2 separate regions of the Mus musculus genome follow, and region 1 is linked to region 2. The links are chromatin loops, found by intact Hi-C in ENCODE. Cell type or tissue: heart. All regions are shown on one strand. Region 1 has its middle 35 kb from the start of Gm31277. Region 2 overlaps Katnb1 (katanin p80 (WD40-containing) subunit B 1).

Region 1 (2,500 bases), 140 kb before region 2:
ATTCTGGAGCTGCCCCCCTACCTCCCCAGCCCCATCAGTTGCAGATTTCTATTCATTCTCATGGCCATTTGGCCATCTCTCCTGTTCCTCCCCCACATTCCCTTCCCCATCCCCTCTCCATTTGATTTCCCTCCCTCCATCTTCCTCTTATGAGTATTTTATTCCTCCTTCTAAGTGAAATTCAAGTGTCCTCACATGGGCCTTCCTTCTTGCTTAGCTTCTTTGGGTCTGTGGAGTGTAGCATGGGTATCCTGTATTTCATGGCTAATATCCACTTATCAGTGAGTGCATATCATGCATGTGCTTTTGGGTCTGGGTTACCTCACTAAGGATGACATTCTCAAGTTCCATTCATTTGCCTGCAAAATTCATGACGTCTTTGTTTTTAATAGCTGAATAGTATTCCATTGTGTAGATGTACCACATTTTCTTTATCCATTCCTCTATGAGGCTCCACCAAGCAGCTGACTCAGACAGATACAGTCACCCACAGCCAAACAGTGGATGGAGCTTGGGAACTCTTATGGAGGGACAGGAGGAAGGACTGCAGGTCCAAAGGGGATAGGAACTCCACAAGAAGACCAACAGAGTCAACTAACGTGGACCCTTAGGGCTGAGACTGAACCACCAACCAAAGAACAAACTCAGGCTGGATCTAGGCCCCCTCATACATATGTAGCAGATGTGCAGCTTAGTCTTCATTTGGGTCCCAAAAAACTGGAGTGGGGGCTATCTCAAAAGCTGTTGCCTGTCCATGGGATGTGTTCTTCTAGCTGGGCTGCCATGTCTGGCCTCAGTGGGCGAGGATGTGCCTAGCCATGCTGAGATTTGAAGTGCCAGGGTGGGGGAATACCCAGGAGGGCCCCACCAGCTCAGAGGAGAAGGGGAAGTGGGAGGGGGAAGGATTGTGAGAGGAGGTGACTGGGAGGGGGCAGTGAGGTGGGCTTTGAGGTTTCAAAAGCCCACAGCAGTCCCAGTGTCTTGTTCTCTCTGTCTGCAACTCGTAGCTCTCAGCTATTGCTCCAGCGCCATGCCTGTCTGCTTCCCACCATGATGATCATGAATTAATCCCCTAAAACTGTAAGCAAGCCCCCCAATTAAATGCTCTTGTGTTTAAGAGTTGCCTTGGTCGTGGTGTCTCTTCACAGCAATAGGACAGTGACTAAGACAGGTATCCATAAGCCTGGGGTCTGGGGTAGATCAGCCTCTAGAGGCAGAACTACCATGAGGTTCGCTGCTAGGGAGCAGAGTGCTCTGAAGCTCCAGCCGACTGCGAGACCATCCCTAGCTTTATCTATCCAGATTGAATGCTGAGTGGGTTGTGAAGGCATAGGGACTGATTCTCCCACACAGATCTCAGCTGTTTGCTTTCCCCAAATACCAGAGCACTCCACTTGGGAGACATCCCCTGCTCAACACCTTATTTAGTCACCCTGGAGGGAAAGGGAAGACTGGGGAACCTCCAGAGAGTGAGAGAACCGGCCCAGCCCACAGACTGCAATACTAAGTGTGGCCACCAGAGGGCGATGATCCCATAATCCATGAAGAAAGGAAACTGCTAAAGTGATAGCTGTCACCTTTCCACACCGCCTCTCCCCACTCCTCTACCCCCAACTATATGGGGCAAGACTCCATAGTGTTTTTTTTTCCCATTTTTATTAGGTATTTAGCTCATTTACATTTCCAATGCTATACCAAAAGTCCCCCATACCCACCCACCCCCAATCCCCTACCCACCCACTCCCCCTTTTTGGCCCTGGCGTTCCCCTGTACTGGGGCATATAAAGTTTGCGTGTCCAATGGGCCTCTCTTTCCAGTGATGGCCGACTAGGCCATCTTTTGATACATATGCAGCTAGAGTCAAGAGCTCCAGGGTACTAGTTAGTTCATAATATTGTTCCACCTATAGGGTTGCAGATCCCTTTAGCTCCTTGGCAACTTTCTCTAGCTCCTCCATTGGGAGCCCTGTGATCCATCCAATAGCTGACTGTGAGCATCCAAAGTGTTTTATTCTGCCTCCTCCTTGTTAAAAAAAAAAAAAAGGTTTTGTTAGTAAACACTTTGTGCCCACTCAGTATTTCACATTACAGTGCATTTTTTTTTCACGGTAATAGTAACCTTTCCTCTATAATTTTAAATTTATCTTATTTTAATTAAAAAAAATATTTCGCCGGGCGGTGGCGGCACACACCTTTAATCCCAGCACTTGGGAGGCAGAGGCAGGCGGATTTCTAAGTTCGAGGCCAGCCTGGTCTACAAAGTGAGTTCCAGGACAGCCAGGGCTATACAGAGAAACCCTGTCTCAAAAATACTAAAAAAAAAAAATTCATGTTTTCATTCTCTATTCCCCTTCTTACATTTACCTTAGTTATGCAGTTCTCATTATGGGGCAGTCCTTTTTTTTTTTTTTTTTTAAGATTTAATGTGTGTGTGTGTGTGTGTGTGTGTGTGTGTGTGTGTGTGTGTGTACCCACAGAGGCCAGCTGAGGGTACTGGATAC
Region 2 (2,500 bases):
CTCCCCAAGTGAGACATCTATCACTTTGATTTCAGCCTGACAGCTGGGGCTGCAGTCTCCAGGTAAGTGGGGGTCAGCGGCCTGGGGCTGCCCACCTGCTGCCTGCTGTTGGTTCAGGGCTCTGCCAGGGCTCTTGTACAGAGCCAGTCCTGCCTTCTGCTGCCCTGTCCATGTGCTTCTGCTGGCCTCCTGCATCTGCTAAGGGCAAGCCTCCTGAGGCCAGAGGCTGAGCGCTCCTTTTCTACTTTTTCTACAGGGAAGTTGAGGCCAGTGCCTGTGTGAAGATGTGCCACGCTGCCAGGCCCTGTGGCCTGGCGACCTGCTGTAACACCCACCTACCATGAATGCAGGAGATGGAGGCTCTCCCGCCCTGCCTCTCCTCAGAGATGAGAAACATGTTCAGAAGGAAGCGAGTCTCTGTGTGGCTCTGGGCACCCAAGCATGGGGCTTCTGGAAGGGCAGGGATGGCACTCTGCCTGGTGGTAGGCTTGGGAGTCTAGCCGTTGCTGGGAGGGTGGGCTCTCTCCCCACCTGGCCCTTGGGCTGGACTGTTCTCTACTAGTTGAGAAGACTTGAGGAACCAGCTGGGGGGTTAGGGAGAGCAAGAGCATCTCTATCTACCCTCCTGAGGAGGGGAGCCCTCACAGGGCATGTATATAATGTTCTAGGTGTATATAGAAGTCCTCACCCTGTCAGAGGTCTGGGCTATATTTATGGCTGGCAGAGGCCAGTGTGGAAGGGCTGGGTTCTGTTCATCTGCCTGACACCAGGCACTCTCCCTGCCCACTGATTCTCAACATGTTCCTCTCCCCAAATCCTATTTAAGAACTTTTGGAAGCTTAGCCATTTTTACTTATTAAAATGAATGTCTTTTTACACAAGTGCAATCTGAATCGTCAGTACTGGGAGACCCTATGGAGAGTGGGCATTGTGTACCCTGTTGCTCCCGTTGCTGGCTGACCATGCAGACTCCACAAGTTGTCACTGAAGACACTGTGTCCCCCATGCTTTTTATATCATTTCTAGCACCTTGCGGGCCCCTATAACCATTCCATCCCATTGCAGTATCACCTCATGTTACAGAAGGAAAACTAGGCTTCAAAGACCTGCTCATCCTGTGCCAGCCTTTCCTCCCAGTCTGGAACTGTAACTAGTAGTGACCTGATGTATGCGTTTGTATCTGGTCCCCGGTCCCAGCCCTGGAGAACAGGGCTTGCTAGGGCTCCTCCCTTCTTGCTGGCTGCATCAACAGGCTGTTCTGGAGCGCAGACTCTCAGGGATGCCACAAGTATAAAAGTAGTTTCCTGTGGCCTGTGAAAACCACTCTAGAATCTTCCAAGGTCATGCAACCATCGTGGTCTAGTCTCTGGTGGCATCCAGAGGTCAGAGGGAGAGTTATGACAGGCTCTTAGCCAATCTACCCAAGGACAATTGGGGGGGATGTGACATCTATGGCCTCACCTGTTCCATTTCCCCAAGTCAAGCTGACCAGGCAGCCCCTTGCTTCGTGCCTGGCACTCTGCTGGCCCCTGCTGGCCACAGATGGAGGCTGCACTGGGCCTGGAGTACGACAGTCTCTGCTTCCAGCGACCTCTAGGCAGGCCACAATGTGTCTGGGAGAGCCAGCGGATATTCCTCTCATAAGGAAGTCAGGAACAGTTATAAATTTAATAAATCTGCCTGATAATTTACAGCAGCAGCCCCGAGGCTGGAGTTGCCCTGAGCAGTAAGGGCTGTGCAAGACTGCAGCTGCTGCCGGAGAGGAGCTTAGTCCACAACCGAGGAGGTGGTCAGCAGGCTGGCAACCATGCCTCCAGGATGGCCAGCAGGGCAGGAATGGAGGCCAGGCTGAGGCTCGTGGGCCACAGGCATACAGCAAGTATGTATGTGTGAGGGCTGCGGGTGCTCCCACCGTGTGCTCCTCAGTCCAAACTGGCCATGAGTAGGTGCAGCTCACGGAAGGCACTGCCATGGCGGCCACTCAAACCCGACTTGCTCTTGACGAGGCCACTGATGCTCTTGAGTTGTTTGAAGCAGAGTCGACACTTGTGCAACCTGTAGGTCAAGAGGTAGCATCTCAGGATGCTCCCCTAACCACTCCAGTCCCTCCTAAGAGCACAAAAATATCCCCCAAGCCATGGCAGTGTGCAGGGACACAAAAAGCCCGTGCTCTGACATACAGCATCCTGAGCCACTCTCAGACACTGTTCTCTGTAAGCTGTTTGGGCACAGCCATGCACAAATGAGGCTAAGAACTACACCTTACCCCTTACCTCTCCTCTCGGCTGATGTCCACACCCACAGAGGGCGGGGCTGCCAAAATGTCAGTGATGAGGGGTAGGAACCGCTGCAGGATCAGCTTCAGGGAGGTGCACCCGGTCTGGACATAGCTTCAGGAACAAGATGGATGGAGTCATACACAGATGGTCAGAGAGGACAAAAGAGAGGGATCTTTCACAGATGGGCATATGCACACACACACACACCTATTTCCATTGAC

What was found. Hi-C counts contacts between places; a loop is a spot of excess contacts. Peaks named below come from ENCODE experiments on the same cell type or tissue, not always from the same donor. Only the 100,000 strongest peaks of a DNase experiment are listed, where the experiment ranks them.
Region 1: a loop joins it to region 2, with 7 times the contacts of the local background. A loop is called at or near these places in 1 of 42 quality-filtered maps.

The regions. Positions count from the first base shown.
Region 1 is chr8:95,234,884-95,237,383 of GRCm38, reverse strand. No RefSeq gene overlaps it. Among named protein-coding and RNA genes, the nearest start is that of Gm31277, 35 kb to the right of the region's middle. In heart, a CTCF peak has its summit at 1,499 (motif pointing right); a DNase peak (open chromatin) is centred at 1,503.
Region 2 is chr8:95,098,209-95,100,708 of GRCm38, reverse strand. It overlaps Katnb1 (katanin p80 (WD40-containing) subunit B 1), which reads right to left. Exons shown (of 20, transcript NM_028805.2): 19 at 2,274-2,390; 20 at 835-2,055. The coding sequence ends at 1,923. It overlaps Kifc3 (kinesin family member C3), which reads left to right. Exons shown (of 22, transcript NM_001372314.1): 21 at 36-62; 22 at 257-881. The coding sequence ends at 40. Among named protein-coding and RNA genes, the nearest start is that of Gm31224, 14 kb to the left of the region's middle. In heart, no CTCF peak of the experiment used is centred here; DNase peaks (open chromatin) are centred at 1,548 and 1,808.